Regions from separate parts of the Mus musculus genome. Here region 2 is linked to region 1. Evidence: chromatin loops called from intact Hi-C (ENCODE). Cell type or tissue: left cerebral cortex. All regions are shown on one strand. Each heading gives the region's core, and the rest is flanking DNA. Links, peaks and the distances in the headings are about the cores only.

What was found. A loop is a pair of places that touch in the nucleus more often than their neighbours do. Peaks named below come from ENCODE experiments on the same cell type or tissue, not always from the same donor. Only the 100,000 strongest peaks of a DNase experiment are listed, where the experiment ranks them.
Region 2: it touches region 1 in a loop (2.3-fold over the local background); 4 of 42 quality-filtered maps call a loop at or near these places.

The regions. Positions count from the first base shown.
Region 1 is chr15:41,713,999-41,724,095 of GRCm38, reverse strand. The region is part of intron 3 of Oxr1 (oxidation resistance 1); the gene reads right to left. Among named protein-coding and RNA genes, the nearest start is that of Abra, 150 kb to the left of the region's middle. In left cerebral cortex, for the core only: a CTCF peak has its summit at 4,561 (motif pointing right); a DNase peak (open chromatin) is centred at 4,588.
Region 2 is chr15:41,321,863-41,331,959 of GRCm38, reverse strand. No RefSeq gene overlaps it. Among named protein-coding and RNA genes, the nearest start is that of Gm41312, 9.5 kb to the right of the region's middle. In left cerebral cortex, for the core only: a CTCF peak has its summit at 6,124 (motif pointing left); a DNase peak (open chromatin) is centred at 6,125.

The sequences.
Region 1 (10,097 bases), core at 1,009-9,008:
CTCAGAGGGTAAGGGCATTTGCTGGCAACCCAGGAAGCGACTCCTGTAAGTCATTCTCTGACCTCCACACACGGGTTTGGCAAGTAATAAAAACCAAAGGAAGATAAGAAGACCCTCTTATACAGAAATATTGACGCTGGCATATCCCTGCAAGGTTCACTTCCTTGGAGAAAAAGCAGAAATCAGCCTTCACAGCAGCCGGAGCCATAGCTCCTTTAAACTGCCAGTTACATGGGAAAATGTTAAGACACAAACAATCTAGCAGACACCTGTGTTTTATTTCCTTTGGACATTCTGTGACCCTTCCTAGAAATATGCCATAAGAAACCAGAATAAACATTTCTAACTTGGCTGGCTCCAGTTGCATGTATCTTAAAACAGACATACCACCTAAAAGACGGTTTACCTCTGCCCACAAGCCTTTCACCAACAGAGATACAGCGGCTGTTCACTAGATCTTGGTAAGATGCTATAAACCATTAGTTCCTGTCTGCACATAGTCACAGTACCTGTCCAAAGAAACCATATACCATGAACGTTGGCATTACTTATACAAATACAGTTAATTAATTAGAATCAATAAAACCAAATTGATACACAGCTTACTGTCATTCTGAGCCCACCAGTCTATGATATCTTTATGTAAAGTAAACAAAAATAGATACTTCTCCTGCTGGATCCCATGCCTACCAGGGATCTCAGCTTGGAGCACAGCGTTTACATTGGATTTTTTCCCCCAAACAGCCTTAGTCTGGTACCTTTGTAAAGAGTCAATATAAATACTAATGTAAAAAGTTCTGATGTTGTAAATAATTGTCAAAAGGTAGGTTCCAATGGAAAGGAAGGCAATAACAGAAGAATTCTGAATAGAATCCAAGGCTCAAAGAAAGAAGCAAGGCAGGTGAACACAGGCCATGTTCAGGAAATGTCACAGGCTTCAGGATTGCTAGGATTTATCTCATATTAACTCCGAAGCATGGAATACACTGCAAAGCTTTAAATACAGCAGTCCATGAAGTGGAAGGCACTGCAGGCCAAGCTGAGATGTCTGCTTTTAATTCAGTGCTCCTCACTCAAGTGGTTTTCAGGATACAGTAATAATGATTCTATAAACAAACAAACAAGCAAAAAACACCCAACAGTCATTAGGCATTTTGGACTAATTTTGCTAAGTTAAGTGTTATCCCATGAGGGGACTACAAAAGATGTGTTGGTATTACCTCCAGTTTGCAAATAGGAAACTAAAAGTTGAAAGGTCTGTGTCCCTATGGAAGACAAGGTTACTAATTGGAGGGCAAAAGTTAGGTCCCTTGATGACACCAAAGTCCTTAAACTGAAGTGTTCCCATTTACTAGTTCAGCGCTATGCTGCAGCAATGGTGGGAAACATGGATGGGAACAGAGGAACAAGGAAAGCATGGGGCATTGCAAGGCCCATGAGAGGTGATAAAGACACGAAGAGGTAGATGCGATACTTCAGGGAAAGAATGAGTCACACGGAGAAAGAGATTGGCTGTCCAGGACATGGAGTATTGGATAAAGAAGGTCTTAATATGGGGTACTCTTTTGCAAATGGACATAATCGAACCAGATTTAATGAAACCAAGTTGTTCCATAACCCACTGCCATTCTGAACCCAGTACTCTATGATACCGTTTATTCAACTTAAACAAAAGTGGACACTTATCTTGGTGGATCCAGCCTCACCAGGAACCATGTAGGGATTAGGTTGGAATCCTCCCCACCCCCAGCCCAATGGCCTTGATCTTGTGCCTCTGTAAAGGGCTCACAGAATACACACTATTAAAATCCTAGAGGTAATTAGGAGTTCCAGGGACAGGTGAACGCAATAGGCTGAAAAGGTGTTCGAGTGAAAATCTATGGGAAACACAGTAGTTGGAGTTCTAGTGTCTATCTCAAAGATAGAAATCATGCATAGCATGGCATAAAAGGAGGAGGGAATGATAAGTTTGTAGAATCTGAGATGTTTGTCTCTGACCACATTACATGAACACAAGGCTTATTTAAAAAACAAAAACAAAAACAAAACACTGTGTTTGCATCTCTGTTACCAACAGGTAAGCAAGTGTCTTCTTTTGATCAATAGCTTACATGCAATTTCACTTAAATGAAGAAAAAAAAAACTGTTATTACCCTTTTGTCTCTTAAATCCACACATCAAAGGAACAAGTCTGAGAACTGGCTGACCTTTGGATTCATTTCTGAGTCCTTACATGAAACAGAGATTTTCCTCCATCTTAAAGTGGCAAATAAAGTGATATAAGGTGGCTAAAAGATTTGATAACAAATTCCTTAATGTTTGGGCAAAGAGAATTTATTATTTGGTTTTGTTATTTATGTGTATGGGGTTTGCCTGTATGTTTATCTGTGTACAATGTATGTGTCTGGTGCCTGCAGAGGCCAGAATAGAATCCTAGATCTCCAGGAACTTGAGTTACAGATAGGTGTGAGCTGCCAAGTGGATGCTGGGAGTCAAACCCAGGTCCTACTGAAGAGCAACCAGTGTTCTTAATTGGTGATGTATCTTTGCAGCCCCAAGACAAATATTTCTAATTGAGAGAAAGAACCATTTCAAGGCATTTTATAGCTCGGAAGAAAGTTTGAGTATAAAGCAGTTTTCCATCTAGAAATGTGAGTTATTCTTCATAGGTCTCTAAAAAAGAGGTGTCAAAAGACCCCTACTGCTAAGTACGTATTATGAAGTACAGACTTTGCAAGGACCAGGCTGAAGATATGGGGTATGGTGATTTAAATAGCCACGAATGTAATCACCTGCTATGGACTATGTTGAGGTACAGTGAGGTTATCTACACATGAACTGGATGGTACCACAACTGAGTCTGGTTATTATCATTCTATTATCAGATGGCTTTCATAGTTACTGCTTGGGTCACTCTGAGAGACACCAGCAGACATTGATATGAAGTAGACTGCAGGCTCTGGGGAGGGCTCTCTAGGGATTAGGAAGTTATTCTTACAGTAGAGGAGGCCTTGGGGGTTAGATTACCAGTTACTCCAATTAGTTTCCTTTTACCAGCTCTTGGTAGATACTATGTTTTTCTGAACTTATACAGTGAGTTTCTTTTTTTTAAATTAGGTATTTATTTCATTTACATTTCCAATGCTATCCCAGAAGTCCCCACACGCTCCCCTACCCACTCCCCCACCCACCCACTCCCACTTCTTGGCCCTGGCGTTCCCCTGTACCGGGGCATATAAAGTTTGCATGTCCAATGGGCCTCTCTTTCCACTGATGGCCGACTAGGCCATCTTTTGATACATATGCAGCTAGAGACAAGAGCTCCAGGGTACTGGTTAGTCCATATTGTTGTTCCACCTATAGGGTTGCAGATCCCTTCAGCTCCTTGGGTACTTTCTCTAGCTCCTCCATTGGGGGGTCCTGTGATCCATCCAATAGCTGACTGTGAGCATCCACTTCTGTGTTTGCTAGGCCCCAGCATAGACTCACAAGAGACAGCTACATCTGGGTCCTTTCAGCAAAATCTTGCTAGTGTATGTAATGGTGTCAGCGTTTGGAGTTTCTTATATCATAAATGAGGTCACTTCTCTGGTTAAAAATCCTTCAAAGGTTTTCTTCCTCTCGCTATTTGTAATGAAATCCAAACTCCTTTTCCAGATTTCAGCCATCCTGCATGCAGCTGCCTCTCCTTTTTAGGGGGCAGAAGGTGAGACAAGGTCTCTTGTATCCCAAATGATCTCAAAGATACTGCTTTTAGCTCATGACCTTTTACTCTCAATCCTCCCATCCCTTCCTCCCAAATTCTGGGATTTTGGGTGTGTACCACCATCCCTGGCTTCCCGTGCTTGTTTCTCTACTAACTCAAGAATGACTCTTTTAATTTTCCTGCCTTTCATATTCCAAACTCACCTTTGGGAGGGGGGCTTCATTCATGCTGTTTTCTGCACATTCAAATGCAGGTCAGATTTTCTCCATTTACTTCCTAGTTCTTAGCTTTCCTAGTCTTGTCTCTCCCTCCCTCCTTACTGAGTTCACATTACCTCCTTGAAAACTTTAGTTTTAGGCACTCACCGTGTCCATATATATGGACTACCGCTATGTTTCATGCACATGCCACCATCTTATTTATGCATTGATGCTCTTTCCTGTTTACTGGCTAGTTATTCATACATGCATATAAACTCTGTTAGTAGAGGTCCTGATCTTTCATTTCTGCATGGTAATGGGGATTCAATAAACACTTAGTAGGGACAGGGTAAGGAGATAAGCTAAGATGAAGTGCTTCTCAATATTCTAATCGTAAGTCTCCCTCCCCCACCCACAGCAGTATGTTCAGTTTCAGGGATTAAGGTACCCCTCCCCCACCCACAGCAGTATGTTCAGTTTCAGGGACTAAGGTTCCCCTCCCCCACCCACAGCAGTATGTTCAGTTTCAGGGGCTAAGGTTCCCCTCCACCACCCACAGCAGTATGTTCAGTTTCAGGGGTTAAGGTTCCCCTCCACTGGTGGGAGTCTGACTAAATTGTGGACATGGGAAGAAAAACTGTGTCTCCAGCAGCAGATGGCAGCACTGCCTTGGAACAAAGGCATCTATGATTCTAAGGACCTCTGTCCCCTTGCTTCCCACTAAATGAGTACCATCGCGCTTACTGTTAAATGGGTAAAACGTGCATTTACTTTTTATGAAATAAGAAAAGAGCTGATGCCTTAAAAGAGGTGTTAAGCTATCCTTTCTCTCTGGATAAACGGAAGCTTTTAGTTCATCGATCCAGGAAAACCCAGGCTTGACTGCTGCCTTTATTCAAGTGGGAAGCAGTTAGTTACAGGCCCTGGAAGAGCTGGACTAGGGACGTAGCTACAGTTCTTGTTTTCAGCTTTGTCCTGTTTTCCAGAAGTGGGGAATAAGAGTAAATGAATAGACAATTACACTGTGTAACTCACAAAAATTTTGAGTTACATATGAAACAATGAAACGAACTAATCTGAACTTAAGTAGTCTGCCTAGACTCATGCAGCAACAACACAGAGCTCTTAGTGGGAGCTTTACCCCTACTGTGTGACATTACAAGAAACTGCTTGTTTTGAAAGGAAATGAGGGATGGCAATTAGTTTGTAACTTCAATATCCCACTCTCACCAATAGACAGGTCATCCAGACAAAAATTAAACAGAGAAATCCTGGAGTTAAATACCATCATCAAATCAAATGGAGCTAACAGACATCTATAGATTTTTCCATTTAAACACAAATTAACATAGTTTCTTCTAGACAGCTCATGGAAGTTTCTCTGAAATTGACCACAAAGCAGTCAGACCCAAAGCAACTCTGAACAGATACAAAAACATTGAAAAAGCACTGTGCATGCTACCTGACCACCATGAATTAAAGCTAAATACCAACAACAACAGAAGTTCATAAACTGGTGGAAAGTGAACAACTCACTACTGAGAGAAAAATGGGCCATGACAGAAATTCACAAGAAAATTAGAAACTTTATAGAACTGAATGAAATTATAAACATGTGCTGGCTAGTCTTAGGTGAACTTGATACAAACTAGGTTTATTGGAAAGGAGGGAACCTTAATTGAGAAAATGCCTCCATAACATCCACCCATAAAGCATTCTCTTACTTAGTAATTGATGTGGGGAGGGCCCATCCCTTCACAGCTGATGCCTGCCCTGGGCTGGTGGTCCAGAGTTCTGTGAGAAAGCAGGCCAATCGTGCCAGGAAGAGCAAGCCAGTAAGCAGCACCATCCTCACATGGCTACTGCATCAGCTCCTGCTTCCAGGTCCCTGCCCTGTTACAGCTCCTGTCCTGACTTCCTTTGCTGATGAACAGCAATATGGAAGTATAAGCCAAATTCCTCCACAACCTGTCTTTTGTTCATGGTACTTTGTTGCAGCAACAGAAACCCTAACTAAGATAATACCCAAGGAAGGCAGTTCTAAGAAGCAAGTTCGTAGTACTAAATAGTATCAAATAATTGGGCAGGTTTACTATTAGTAACTCATTGGCACACCTGAAAGCTCTACATCAAAACGAAATAACACCCAAAAAGCGTATATGGCAAGAAATCATCAAACTCGGGGCAGAAATCAATGAAATCGAAACACACACACAGGCACATGTACACATGCGGCATGCACACATACAAACAGGCACACACAGGCACATGTACACATGCGGCATGCACACACACACAATGGAGAATCAATAAAATGAAGAGTTGGTTCTTTGAGAAAATCAATAAGACTGACCAACCATTAACCAATTTATCTAAAAGACAGAGAGAAAGGATCTAAATTAATAAAGTTGTAAGTAAAAGAAAGACATCACAAGAGACAGCAAGGAAATCCAGAGACTCTTAAGGGAATACTTTAAAAACAAAACAAAACAAAAAAAAAAACCTATGCTATAACAAAGTGGAAAATCCAAAATAAATGTATAAATTTCTCAATATATTCCATCTGCAAATGGTAAATCAAGAGCAGAGAAGCCAGTATAACATACCAACATAAGCCTCTAGTAAAACAGAAGCAGTAATTAAGTTCTATCAGAGCTACAAAAAAGAATAAATGTCAATACTGCTTACATTCTTCTGGAAGATTGAAGCTGAAGGAACATTTGTTAATTCTTGGTACAATGACATTATTTCCCTGATACCACACAAAACCCAAAGGAAGATGAAAATTGTAGAGCGATATCCCTTATAAACATATATGTAAAAATTCTCAACCATCAATCTATGCCTCCTTTGGTGAATTTGTTCATATTCTATTATCATCTGTATGTTAAAGTCTCAAAAGATATTTCTACTATAGACTTCTTGAGGAGTTCTAGATTTGTATTTGCTGCAAGCTTATCCCAGGTAGAGAGCTTGCTCATGTATGAAACTCAACATAAATGTTTGGAAATAAACTACTGAGTTTCCAACAAACCTGCTCTACTCTCATTCTGCTCAGTTGAGAGTGGACTGAGGACTTTGTGGTTAAAATACCCTTGAGAACTTGTAACGCCCCTTCTGTCGTTTTCTCCTTCTTCCTCTCTACTTTCTTACAGCCCGCAGGGTAGTCATCAGTCATTCCCCTACTTTGAAAACGTACACAAAATATGTCCACCTGTCATGTTTTCTGAAGTACGATGATCATTGAGTCACAGCTATAACTCCTAACTATGCTGTCTGGTTTCACTCTGGTTTGGCAGTCTATTCTCCACATTCCAGCCTGAACTAATCTTTCAAAGAGTAAAAGAGAATGTGAACTGTCAGTTCTTTCCTGAGGGTCAATGGTAACCATTCATTGAACTTACAGTAAAGACGATAGTCATATAATCCACGGTAACAGCTTCCAATATGCTACAGTCAGGTCCCCATGACCTACTCAAGCTCACTCTTCATCCGTTATTCATTCTAAGAGCCACACTTATCTACTCAGTGACCAGCTCCCCTTCTTCACTGAACTCTGTTTCCCTTGTACCTGATAACTTCCCTGTATCTCCAACTCCATGCTTACTCTTACCACTGTTAAAGAAAACTGGGATATATCCTGGCCGGAGCCTTCTAACTTCCTTTACCTGGCTTGAGACGTCTTTACTTCACCACTGAGCTTACTAAACGTTTGCTTTGTGTGTTTTTTCTTTATCTCGTCTATCTCCACTTACTTTCCTACTTTCTGGTGTGTTTGATCCATGCAAAAATGATCATTTCATTTCCTAAATAGCAGGTGAAATGGTGGATCATAAAATTTCAAACAGAACACTTAATTCAACTAGACAAACTAAATATGAACAGGGTAACATGCATATGTACTATAAATTATAGTAGTTAAAATACTTTTTGACTCTATATGAAAAAATAAAATTAGGGAACCTGTGATATACAAAGCTAAGAGGAAATTAGTGGTTTTAAACAGTTCCATGACAATTTGAGACTTGGCTTACTAACTTGTGATTTGAATAAAATGTTTTAGAAGTTGCATTGATAGCCCTGTTCTAGAGTGACTACTTGCAAGACCAAACTTTGACTTCAGTTCCACACACTACTGCAAATGATGACAATAATCTCCTTAGCTGAATAAATTTATTTCTTCTTAATTTTAAAATTAATTTTGCCATTTGACAATCTCCTACATGGATCTAATGTGTTCTGATTATTCTCCCTGCCCCCTGCCCTTCCTCATCTCCCTCCATGCGTAGCAATAACACTGCCATCCCGGCTGTCCCCTTTTGCTGATTAATGACTTTGCTTTTGTTTTGTGTCTTAGTTCATTTAACCAGAGCTATCTCTGTGGAAACTTAACTGGGACTATGAAAAAAATTTAATCCCAAGAAAGTAAACCCAGTAAGTGCAAAAATGATGAAAAATTAGTACTGTACACATACGGTTTAGGAGCATAAATGGTTTTGTCTCTCTTGTTCATTTTAAGCATATATAGATTATACAAAGTGAGTGATTTCATTATGCACTCCTATAGACACATAATGTCCTTGGATCACATTCAATTACTCTGTTCTCTCTCCCATCCCACTTACTTTTATGCTTTTTATAATTATTTAATCATGCCTATTCCATGATTATTTAATAAGGCTTTATTTCTGTATATGATTACCTTTATCTTTAGTTCAGTAAGAACTAAAGAAAATCTTCGGCTCCCTTGGACATCTTATGATAGACAGACAGGTACATCAACTCCTTCCCTTTTCGCATCTCCCATAGCCCACCTTTCTGAACTCTTCCTGTTGTTCTGCCCTGACCTGGAAGGCTGCTATCTGGGATGTACTAGAAGAGTCCATGGATGAACTCCTTCAGGTCTTCCTCTGGAGCCCTTGTTCATTAGATTCCTTATGTTTTTCTCTCTTGTTTTATCATATTGGTGGAACACCAAAGAAATCATATACTGGAGAGAATATGTTTAAATGTCCATATATGAAACTGGTTAGATACTTCTTGACATTGGATTTATAGTGTTAGTAGAAGCTTGCTAAGGATAATTTACCATTTCAATTCAAAGACATGCTATAATCTTTCCAAGCTTCTAGCACTGCTTTAAAATTCTTTATTATTGTGATTACTGATACATTAAAATATGTCTGTATCAAAGCAGAAGATCTGGACTTTAGCACAAATATTCAGATGCCTCATTATAATGTGTGTAGGTGAGTCTGCTCTGGTCATTGTCCTGATGCTGGGTTATTAAAATATGGAAATTCAGTGTCCTTCAGTTCCACACAGCTTTTCTTGTTTTATTTCTTTGATAGTTCAGCTTTCTCTTTTCTTTATGAAGCTTTTCATTGAGTGATGGAATTTCCTGACTGGTCCTCTCATCTCATTTTTCTCTCTCTCTCATTATCAGAACCTCTATTCTTTTGTCCTGTCTTCAAAAGACATTCCATGAAACTCCAACCAGTGTTTTCTGTGTTCTGAGTTTCTGTAATTACAGCTTTAGTTTCTTAGAGTTTTTTTTCCCCTGCTTGATATTTGAACACACCTTTCTGCCTTACCTTACTTACTCCTGTTTCATGCCTACAATATATTTTATTCTTTTGAGACAGGTAAGGATGCCTTTTTATAGATTTTCTTGCCTTTTGCATATATTTTGTTATTTCAAGTTTTTTCTTCTTCTTCTCCTTCTTTTTTAATGTTCTTATTTTGTTAGTGTTCTCATACCAGATGCCTCCTTTTCCAAGTGTCTTTGCTGTTCTAAAGGAGACCACATTTGTATCATCATATGGACCATATTCATGTATATGGCAAGTATAAAGGTGTTTCCAGAACACCCCAGTTTGAGATGATGGCGACCTCTGCACTGGGATGTGGGAAAGCACAGAAAGAAGGAAGATTAACGAGAGGTACCAGAGCCCTTCAGCTATTTTTGCAAAGCTCCTGCTTTGAAGCTAGTTGGTGGATGCTCATTGTTATTATCCTTGACATGCTTGTACATCATTTAACTAGTCCATTACAAATAAACCAAAGAAAAGAGTAGGCCAATAACAAGGAATATTGAGAGCAATGCTCATTGCTTGTTGACTATAGTATTTAACTGTGAGCTTTCTGGTGAGTTGCTGTCTGTACTGGCTAGTTTTGTGTCAACTTGACAC
Region 2 (10,097 bases), core at 1,361-9,360, 390 kb after region 1:
TTGGTAAAGGCCATGAGAAGAGTGAAGTGTTGTTATTAGTCTCTAAATATGGATGGATTTTTGAGTGAAAGAGATGGAAGAAAGGTCAATGCTTTGGTTCACACTAGGTAAAGCAGATGTGGGCATTAAGAGGAGGGTTTGTTGGTGTTGAGCCTGGCACATGCTGTGTTGTGATGCGAAAAGCCAACTGGGAAAGCAGCCCAGTGTGCTTCTGAATTATGGGACTATGGTATACAGTCCACAGAGAAAGGTGCAAAATGAGCTAGACATGAAGTTTAAGGATAGATTATAGAGGTTGTACATGCTGTAAAACTTGACTTTAGGCCATGTGAAACATGAGCCTTTGAAAATACAGGCAGTATTGTGCTGGTAAATTTTATATAATAGAAATCAGTTTGGTTTACAGTCCTTCACTATAGAGACTTCAAACCAATCTGCCCATCTGAGATCACTGGACTGAGCTGGGAAGAGACACATAGGGCATATGTAATTCTTTGCAGATTGTGTGCTGACTGCAAGGTGCCATGTCCAGGGCTTGGAATGCTCCGAGGTTTCTTCTAGAATGTTTATATTTAAATCTTCTTAATAAATATACTTGAGACAAAAGGAAGAGCAGATAAAAGATGACAGAAAGGGTGGCAACATCTGACACAGAAGGAGAAAATGCTCAATGAAGAGAAAGGTTTTGAGTCTGGGGAGTGAGGCTCTGTTTCATGGTATCTATGACCTCTGTGAAACCCTATGTACATTTGTGTATCAATGCACTGTAGGGAATGATTGTCTATTAGATTTTTTAATAGGTCTGTGAAACCAACTTAACAGTTAGACTGTCATTTTAGATAGGAGTGATGATTGAATTTGGTAAGCAGTTGTGTGTGCATGTTGTATAACGGTGATATGAGAAAGAGTTGTGAATGACATGAAGATACTTTAAGTTGGACACCTAGAAAATGAACACTCCTGATAATAAAAAAAGAAAAGAGAAATAGATAATAATTTCCTAAGTAAAATTGGCAGTTTTAGAATGAGATAATCTGAGGCACAATAGAACATATAAGATAAAGTAAGAACATGTAGTATTTACTCTAAGTAATGTAACTTCATTCCTAATTCTTTTGTGATTAGATACATTACTGATTATACATACTGGATGTTGGATTTCCGATATGGATAAATATCTGAAGTACATATTTAATGTACCAAAGTAGACCTGGGCTCCAGGTTTTCCCAGCATCCTTTAGTCCTTACCTGGAATACCCTGCCCATAACCCTGAACTCTTCAGCCCAGGGGCTTGGCTTCCACTCCTTCTGAAACTTTTCCCTATATAATATAGAAATTTTGTTCTCTCTCCCTCTCTCTCCCCCCCTCTCCCTCTCCCTCTCTCTCTCCATTCACACTTTATTTCTTTCTTTGCCTCTTTTCCCTGTCTTTGTCTTTCAGCCAGCCTGAAAGTGAATTCACAATAAACCTGCCTTTATGTACATTAATCTGACTTGAGTTGGCTCATATTACTGGTGGAGAATAACATATCACAGGCCAACTCAACGACACTTTGAAGGCAAAAGCAGAGAAGGGAGAAGAGATGGGATACGAGGTAGAGTGTTGGCTTACACAACATTCCACTAGGCTCTTCCCAGGGTCCTAGCAATGGATTGCATCATCATCAGCTGCAATCACCTGCCACTGCCAGGTGTGGGCAGCATATACAAGGACTGTTTCCTACTCCAGTTCTCTTTCTCTGTTCCCAAGTGTTCCTGGCCATTTCTCTCTTGCCCTTTCTGTCCTTCTTTTCTGTCCTTCTCTGCCTCACTTCTCTTTCTCTGCCCTCTGGCTCTGCTCCTGTCTGCCTGCCTCTACCCCTTCTCCAGGTCCTTGCTCTCTTTCCGTCCCCTTTTATCCAGATCAGTTGTGTGTTGTGCTTTCTCAGAGGGATGGGATCTCCCCTGAGAAATTGGCATGGGATCTCCAGGTATCCCTGAGCCCTGTATTGTATTTCAGAACAGAGAAAGAGAAAAGGCCAAAGACAGACTCAAGTCCCACTCTATTGCAAGTTATTTGTTTTATTTTATTAATTTTTTTCATACAATATATTTTGATCCTACTTTCTCTTCTCCCAGTGAAGTAGAAATTTCTGGTTTCTTTATCAATTCAGTTGTGTCACATGATGTTTTTCTGGAAAGTGTCTTGTGAGAAGGCATGTGATATTTTGCTGAAATCAGACACTTGAGAAGGCATGTGATGTTTAGAAAGAATATAAATGGAACCCCATAAACAGTGAGAGGATGCTATTGCATTGCTCTGCGGTACAGTGCTTCATTGGTCTTTGATGGTCTTTGTTGGTCTTTACTGGTCTTCACTTCATAGAAAGCATATGCACAAAAGAACTTCTCGGGGCATTCTGGCTAATTCTGACAGCTTTTGCTGACTCATTCAGACTCAGCAGAACCTTGCTGTTTCTGCTGAATCAGGCTGCTGCCACTATTGATTGGTGTTTGGTGTTTACTACTGAACAGAACTGCTGGTATCTTGACCATGAAGAGTAGCATAGCCCCAAGGAACTACTTCTAAACTGGTCCCCAACAACCTTTACTTATTAACCTTGTTTTTCCCCTACCTCTGGTTGGTGGGTTAGAGGGATGTAGAATTGTTTAAGAACCCCAAATAAAGTAAGTTGTGGAAAAAAATCCAAGACTACACCCAATGTTCCCAGATCCTCTCCTGTCCTTCCTCACCCATTCCCTCAACCCCTGTATCCCTGAAACAAAACAAAAACAAAAGCAATATTGAAACCCCATTAGCCAGCAGGTATCAGAATTTACTGGAAGGTTGATTAGTGTAAAGATTACGGAAGCTAAGAGGTCAAAGGACTTTAAACTTCTAAACTAAACTGGCCAGTAACTTTGTTCCATTCAGAAAATTTACCTTATCTTCCAAGTTCTCATTTACCTCATTTATAAGATGCAAATATGGAACTATTCAAATTGACTTTGGATTGGAGATGAGGTCTATAAATGGCTGGTGAAAGATGTCCTTGTCCAAGCTTGACAAACTCTTTGGTGTTCATTACAGTGGAAGCCAACACAAACATTAATTTCAGAATGACTATAAATTAGAAAATATAGATAAATAAAATTTTAGTTTAGTTGGATTATTGAAAAATTCTCTCCAATCATACATTTTAATTAGTAGATATATACAATAAGCTAAGCAAAATTGTATGTAATTGAAACTGGTAAGACTTTTATATGCTGCTCACCCATTTGGGAACCTCAGTGACAACTGACTTTACTGGTTGCTGATCAACATGCAGTTGAGCTGGAAGTACTTCAGGATTTCAAACTGGAATCATATAATTTGTATTGATTTGCCTTCAGCCTTCATGTGACTTACTAAAAATGTCAATCTAAAACAAATCTTAGTGGATTGAATTACTAGTTCAGCTCTTCCTCTAAATGACAAGACATGAATATATTAGCTACTAAGGCTTCCTCCTGGATATATTTTTAAATTTTAAATTAAAGACATCAAACAGCTAAAATAATTTTTGTGAGTTATTATAACAAACTCCAATAAATTTGGCCTATGATTCTGACTACCAGACCCTGAAATTAATGTTTTTTGTTTTTTGTTTTTTTTTGCTTCATGTTACCCAATCTCCTCTGACTCTAATTCACTTTCTTGTGCATTGGTGCCTATGTGTGTGCTTACATGTGTTTGGTTATATATAAAACCTTGTTTGTAAACATGTGTGCATACATGTGTGTACATATATGTATTTGTTTATATATAAAGCCTTGTATGTAAGCAGTGTATCTGCATGTGTGTGCACACATGTGCTTATGTGCAAAGCTGTCCTTTGCCTCTTTCTCCTGAAGATACTGTAATGACAGCCAGATCCTAGAACAATCCAGAATGACATCTTAGTCTGAAGATCTTACATCTATAAAGAGTTATATTGAAGATAAGATGGATGTTCACTTTTCGATATGTAAGGTAACATTCACAGCTTCTAGGGATTAGGAAAGGGATACATATGTGGGATATCAGCTTTTCTTTTTTCAGACTAGCACAGTGCTTGCCAGAAACTTAATATATGTAGAATTCTGTTTAGAATACATCATTTAAAAATGAGAATGACGCAATTTATGTAAATAGAGATATAAAAATAGGAGAAAATGATCTTAGAAAAAATGAGATTTTATCTTGTCATAAGTCTCCAGACATTGATTCTTATTGTGATTCAGAAATTGTGGAATACTTCTTTTCAGGAAAAGATTTTTTAAAAGTATAGATTTTTTTTTGAGGTAAAAACATAATGAAAACAGTAAGAATAAAAGTTGGTCCCAATACAGAGATACTGCAAAGAGGAATTTCAGGTGGTTGGAATGTAATTAAAATATGTTCATTCTTGATAATAGGAGAAACCATTCTTCTTCCATTTTTGGCTGGTTTTTCCTTCGAAAAACCATCAAGCTCCCAATAATTTACCCTGAGTGAACTTACTGACTCTGCTAGCATTTGATCTGTTTTGTCTGAAGCTAGTCATCACTAGTTTAATGTGCTTGATGTTTATGTTTCCCCACACCTTCCTAGCACATGCCTGCAGAGGCTTTGTCTGCAGTAGGGACAAGGGGGACACATATATAGTATCACAACACTGTTGTGTAAGTAAAAGATTCAGTGAAGGCCCCAGAGAGAAATTCTCAAATCTTGTGGATGAAAGCTAGGTGTGGTTATCATACCTGGAAGCCAGGCTAACTGCAGGCTGGAAGGCTAAGGCAGGAGAACTGTTACAAGTTCTAGGACAGCTTGGAGCACATAGTATCAGATTATCCTGGGATACAGTATAAGATCCTGTCTCAATAACACAGAAGTCCAAGGAAACAAACAAAACAAAAGAAACAGACAAAAAGTCCTATCACCATCATATAGGAAAGATCAGTGACCATACAACTATTCTTTTGTTCATTCACAGGTTACAGTTACAAGTGCTGTGATAGACAGCAGCCCTCTGGGATCTGTGGTGATGTCATGGGTTTTCTGCCTCGGTCCATCGATTTAATAACCATAAAATGATCTCACCTAATAATTCCCTTCTGTCTCAGATCTCTCTCTCTCTCTCTCTCTCTCTCTCTCTCTCTCTCTCTCTCTCTCTCTCTCTCTCTCTCTCTCCCTCTCCCTCCCTCTCCCTCTCCCTCTCCCTCTCCCCCTCCCCTCTCCCCTTCCCCCTTCCCCTCTTGTTTATTTTTGGTTTTGAAGAAAAGGTTTCTCTGTGTAGTGCTAGTTGTCCTGAAACTCGCTCTGTAGACCAGGCTGGTTTCAAACTCACAGGGATCCGACTGCCTTTGCCCAGTGAGTGCTGGGATTAAAGCTGTGTGTCTCCACCACCAGACCTAATCTCTATCTGGCCCTGTCTCCACCTTGCCCGGTCTCTGTGTTGTACATTTTGTCTTTCCTTTCATGTTATTTTCCTGTACTCACTTTAGTTACTTATTCATTTATTTACACAATCTTCTTTCTTAAAAGGGAAGCCGATTTAATGATCTGAGACCTGATTTAGTTTCTGAGTAAGGCATCTGTTACTTTAAAATTTTTCCTATTTTTTGATTTATCAAAAATCCACATATTTTAACATGGATTCTTTTTTTCATTTATCACCAAATACTTCACAGGTAAAACAGTTTGCATGTCTTAAAATGCTTTACAATCTTTGAAGACATGTTTAATAGTTCAGAATATATTCCATCTTCCTCTGGGCATTGTGAGTTTTGTAATGAATGTCTGTTCTGCTGTTGTTGGGTAGAATATTAATAATGTGACTGAGAAGTTGGCGAGATGGATCAGTGGGTACAGACACTTGTCACCAAGCCCAGTGATCCAAAATTCAGTCCCCAGAACCCATTTAGTAGGAAGGAACTAAATCCCACTAGTTGTCTTTTGATCTCCATACACCTTGGCACAAATATGAACACACATACCGTGTTTTTAGAGTCTACTAGGGGAACATGTTCAAAAAATTGCTAATTATTCATACAACTATATACGTTTTTATTTTTGTAAATTTAATTTCTGTTGTGTTTACAATGCAGCTGTTCTTTACAAGGTAGTGATGTACATCGCCCTCTGGTGGCCAAGATAGAACTTCGGTATCTCTAGAATTATCAAGCTGAAGTGAGCGCTTTCATTATCACCGTTTTTGAATATTTCCAGCATGAATCATTTCACTAAAATGTTATAAATAAACACTGAATTTGAAAATCATTTTTATCATTACAAGTTTAACTACATTTTTCTACTATTTTCTCAAGTCATGGCTGTATATAATTTCTGTGTTAAAACTGAAAACTAGCCAGGCGTGGTGGCACACACTTTTAATCCCAGCACTCGGGAGGCAGAGGTAGGCAGATTTCTGAGTTCGAGGCCAGCCTGGTCTACAAAGTGAGTTCCAGGACAGCCAGGGCTACACAGAGAAACCCTATCTCGAAAAACCAAACCAAACCAAAACTGAAAACTAGTGTCGATCACACATACAAGAAATTAACAATCATCTTTACTCTAGTCAGACTGTAATATGTACTTCGTTATTCTAAGTATCCCACCACTGGACACAAAGACTGACACCTACACCCCCCAGAGACAGGCCTGCAGCAGATTCTCTTCCAGCCTCAACGTGGCAAAGTTATATACACAAACTTTCTTGAAGGCACAGTTGAATGAAATTTCTCAGATTCAACTTTCTGGATCGAATTTAATCTTTCCTCTATGTGAATCGTCAAGAACTTATTTAAGTTCATTTTTGTGTAACTTAATATACTCAAAATTTCTAAGTGAGCTTTCATCATTAATATGAGGAATCCCAAAGTGCTTCTAGCCCATAGGAAGGCTCGGTTTAGAGGAACCCAGATAGTTCACATCATTGGACTTTCTGCCCTCTGCTGGGTTTGCTGGTGTGGAAGTTTACACTGCTTCCCAGAGAGAAGCAGAGATTCAAGTAAAGATGATTAAGTTGCAGCAAAGCTTTTTATATTCTGGCTCAATACCCACCATTGGTACTGGATACCCACCACTGGTACTGGTTACCCACCATTGGTACTAGATACCCATCTGGCACTGAATGAACCAACACTGACCACACAAGTCTAAAACCAGAAGCTGCCATCCACAGTATCAGAACCACACAAAAGACAATGGATACAATATCACACTTAGGTTTGCTCCTGAAGCAAATCTGGTTTGTACCTGGTTTGAATTGACTTTATTTATTATTTACTTATTGTTCTAGCACTTCTTGCAAATTTTGTCTTCATCTTGCAGGCAAGCATCTTCACTGAAAACTTGTTTCTGATGCCCTTAACTCTGTGTTGTGCATTTTAAACAGATGGGATTTCTTCCGGTTATTTTCGATGGAACTAGAAGAGACCAAAAGGAAGGGGAATGACTATTACACTGGATGTGTACGTCGTCGGTTCTTTTGATTCCCTCGGGTGCTTTAGAGAGTTCTAAATCCCTCTTCATGTCTATCTCTCTTCACGCTCTTGGATCATAGCAGTTTTTCCATGGTCCTGCTCACAGATCTGAGTGGCTCTCTCACACTCACCTCTTGGCATAATCAGCTTCAAATTCAAATATGCCATCTGGGCTCTATGGGGACATCACTCTCGTAAGATTGGCAGTAGTGACAATGTTCACCTAGCTTCCTGGCCCTGGTAACTATCAAGTTGAATTGATTCTTTCTTTAGTAACTATGTCATGTACTACTTGGGAAAGCACACCTGTTCCAGTGATTCAAGGTTCACGCATGTCTTCCATGCCGGGGAACCAGGTCAAGACAATTCTCTCAGAGCTCGTTGTGCAGTGTTCCTCCAGGTTCCACTGGTCACCTTTCTTTTCCATCACTTTTTTTAAACACAACGCTGACGGTAAGTGGAGAGAAATCTTCACGGAGCTGCCTAGGCCATCCCTTAATCATATCCACAGGTTCCTGCTCATCATCAGCATGACAGTCTGCCTAGGATTAAGTATGATCTCCTAAAATGCTGTGTGCGGGGAAGTGTCACAGCTCCCCGTGGAGACAAGCTAAATCATGAGCGGTTCATTTCCTCCTTTAATCTCTGAAAACAGCAAACAAAGAGGAGACTGCACAGAGGAGGCTGGTTCACACCCTTGGCCCAAGGATAGGATGCTGTAGCCAAAACACATCTCAGTTGTCTTGGGGTTATAAAGTATAGATTCCAAGGGGTTTTCTTGTTTCTGTCTCTTGTTTCTGTTTCCAATGGGTTTTCTTGTTTCTAGACTTAACAAAAAAGAACCTATTGAACCATTACAGGATAAAGCCTTTTTTTTTCCTGTCTGGAATTTTATATCTTGCAATATTTTACACATGAATCAAAAAATACTACCCATTAAAGTAGTGAGGTTAGCCTCCCCAAAGGAGTAGGAGAGATTAAGCAAGGTCTTGGTTTTGTTTGCCTTTTTGTTTTTGTTTTGTTTTAATAGCATATGCAACACTCTATTGGTTTCACGAATCTTTGGTCCATTTATTCAACAGTGTGAGTTTCATTCCTTCTTTGTAAATAACATAAGTTATTTGGTTAGGAAATGTTTGTCAGCTCCATGATGTCACAGAGATGTTTAGTTTTGAAAAGTTATATATTATTTTCTAAAGCTTATATCCATTTCCCCTAATATTTTAAGCTTTCAAGAATATAAAAAAGTTTATTACTGATTTGATTTATTTTTGTCATTCATAGCCATACATTTTGTTTTTTTTAAAAAAGATTTGTTCTAAACACTGAATCAAATATCCACAAAGCACCAAAAACTGTGTTACATTTCGATGTTGAAGAGAAGAGTAAATAGAAATATATAAAATATACTTAGCATATATCTATCTTAATTTAGAGGGCAGATAATTTTTTAATTATCTAAATTTATGTAATTAATATAAACTATGTTTTTATTAAGTATATATTGTGTTTATTATACATATACATAATGTAAAATATTGGGTAAAAGATAATTGTATCTCTATATATTGTAGTATTGTAATTATAGCACCCCTAATAGGATTATAACCTGGACTTTAAACTTTTTTCAAAAGCCTCAGAAGACCCCATTGATTAGGCATTCTGACAATGTTGTTTGATAAAGCATACTGATTCAGCAGGAATGAGTCAGTGAAAGGAGGCTAAGGAAGTTGATTTAGGCAGCAAACCTTCTACCAAGGCTTCTCTGCCAGGTACTTGATACAAAGAGTGTTTTTCTTTTCTAAGGATGCACTACAAATGTGAATATAGATGCACATTCACATTCTCCTAAAATCTAAGTTGTACTTCAAAAACCAATGCTATTATCATAGTGCATAGATGCTGGATTCCATCTCTGTAGTCTGAAATCACAACCCTTAATTTCCTCCATTACATATAACAGATCTAAGGTCAAGTTCATGTGTTATGGGCTCCAAATGTCTTCCTCGTCAATTGATATTACAAGAGAAGTTACAGGTGTCTTTTCTTCCAATGATGTGCATTTGGCAAAAGAAATTTGTCCCGAGTGTGTTGTGAAATATCAGAGAAGAGTGCTAATGCTGAGTGAGATGCATTTGTGCCCTTGCATGAGGTTACCTATGCTGTGTGTCCATCACTTGTGTGCACGTTGTTTTCCTCATGAGAATATATGAGAGCAGGCACTGGACCTCGATACACTCTTGAGCTCTGTGCACCTGTTTCAGTGCACACCACTCAACCAAGTGTTTGAGGAATGAGTCTGGGATTGATCCATGTATCTTGGAAGCTATTTTTCTTTCTGTCATTTGGCTTTCAGTATGGAAGATAGTCATGAAAGTTAAGGAGGCTGGAATTATTTCCTTCCTCAATGCTCCAACAATTGTGCCTCATGACAATTTATTCTCTTATGTGTTTTCAAACTAGCAAGGGAGCTTACCAATTTTGGACTTCGTTTTTCCTTAAAATAAGTTTTGTTTTAATACAAATTATTCAGTTTACTTTCAAATAGTCATCATATGTACGTAATCAATCAAGTAATCAAGGCATGTGTTTATGCATAATTTTTAGTCACCCTTGACACAGTCTCACTT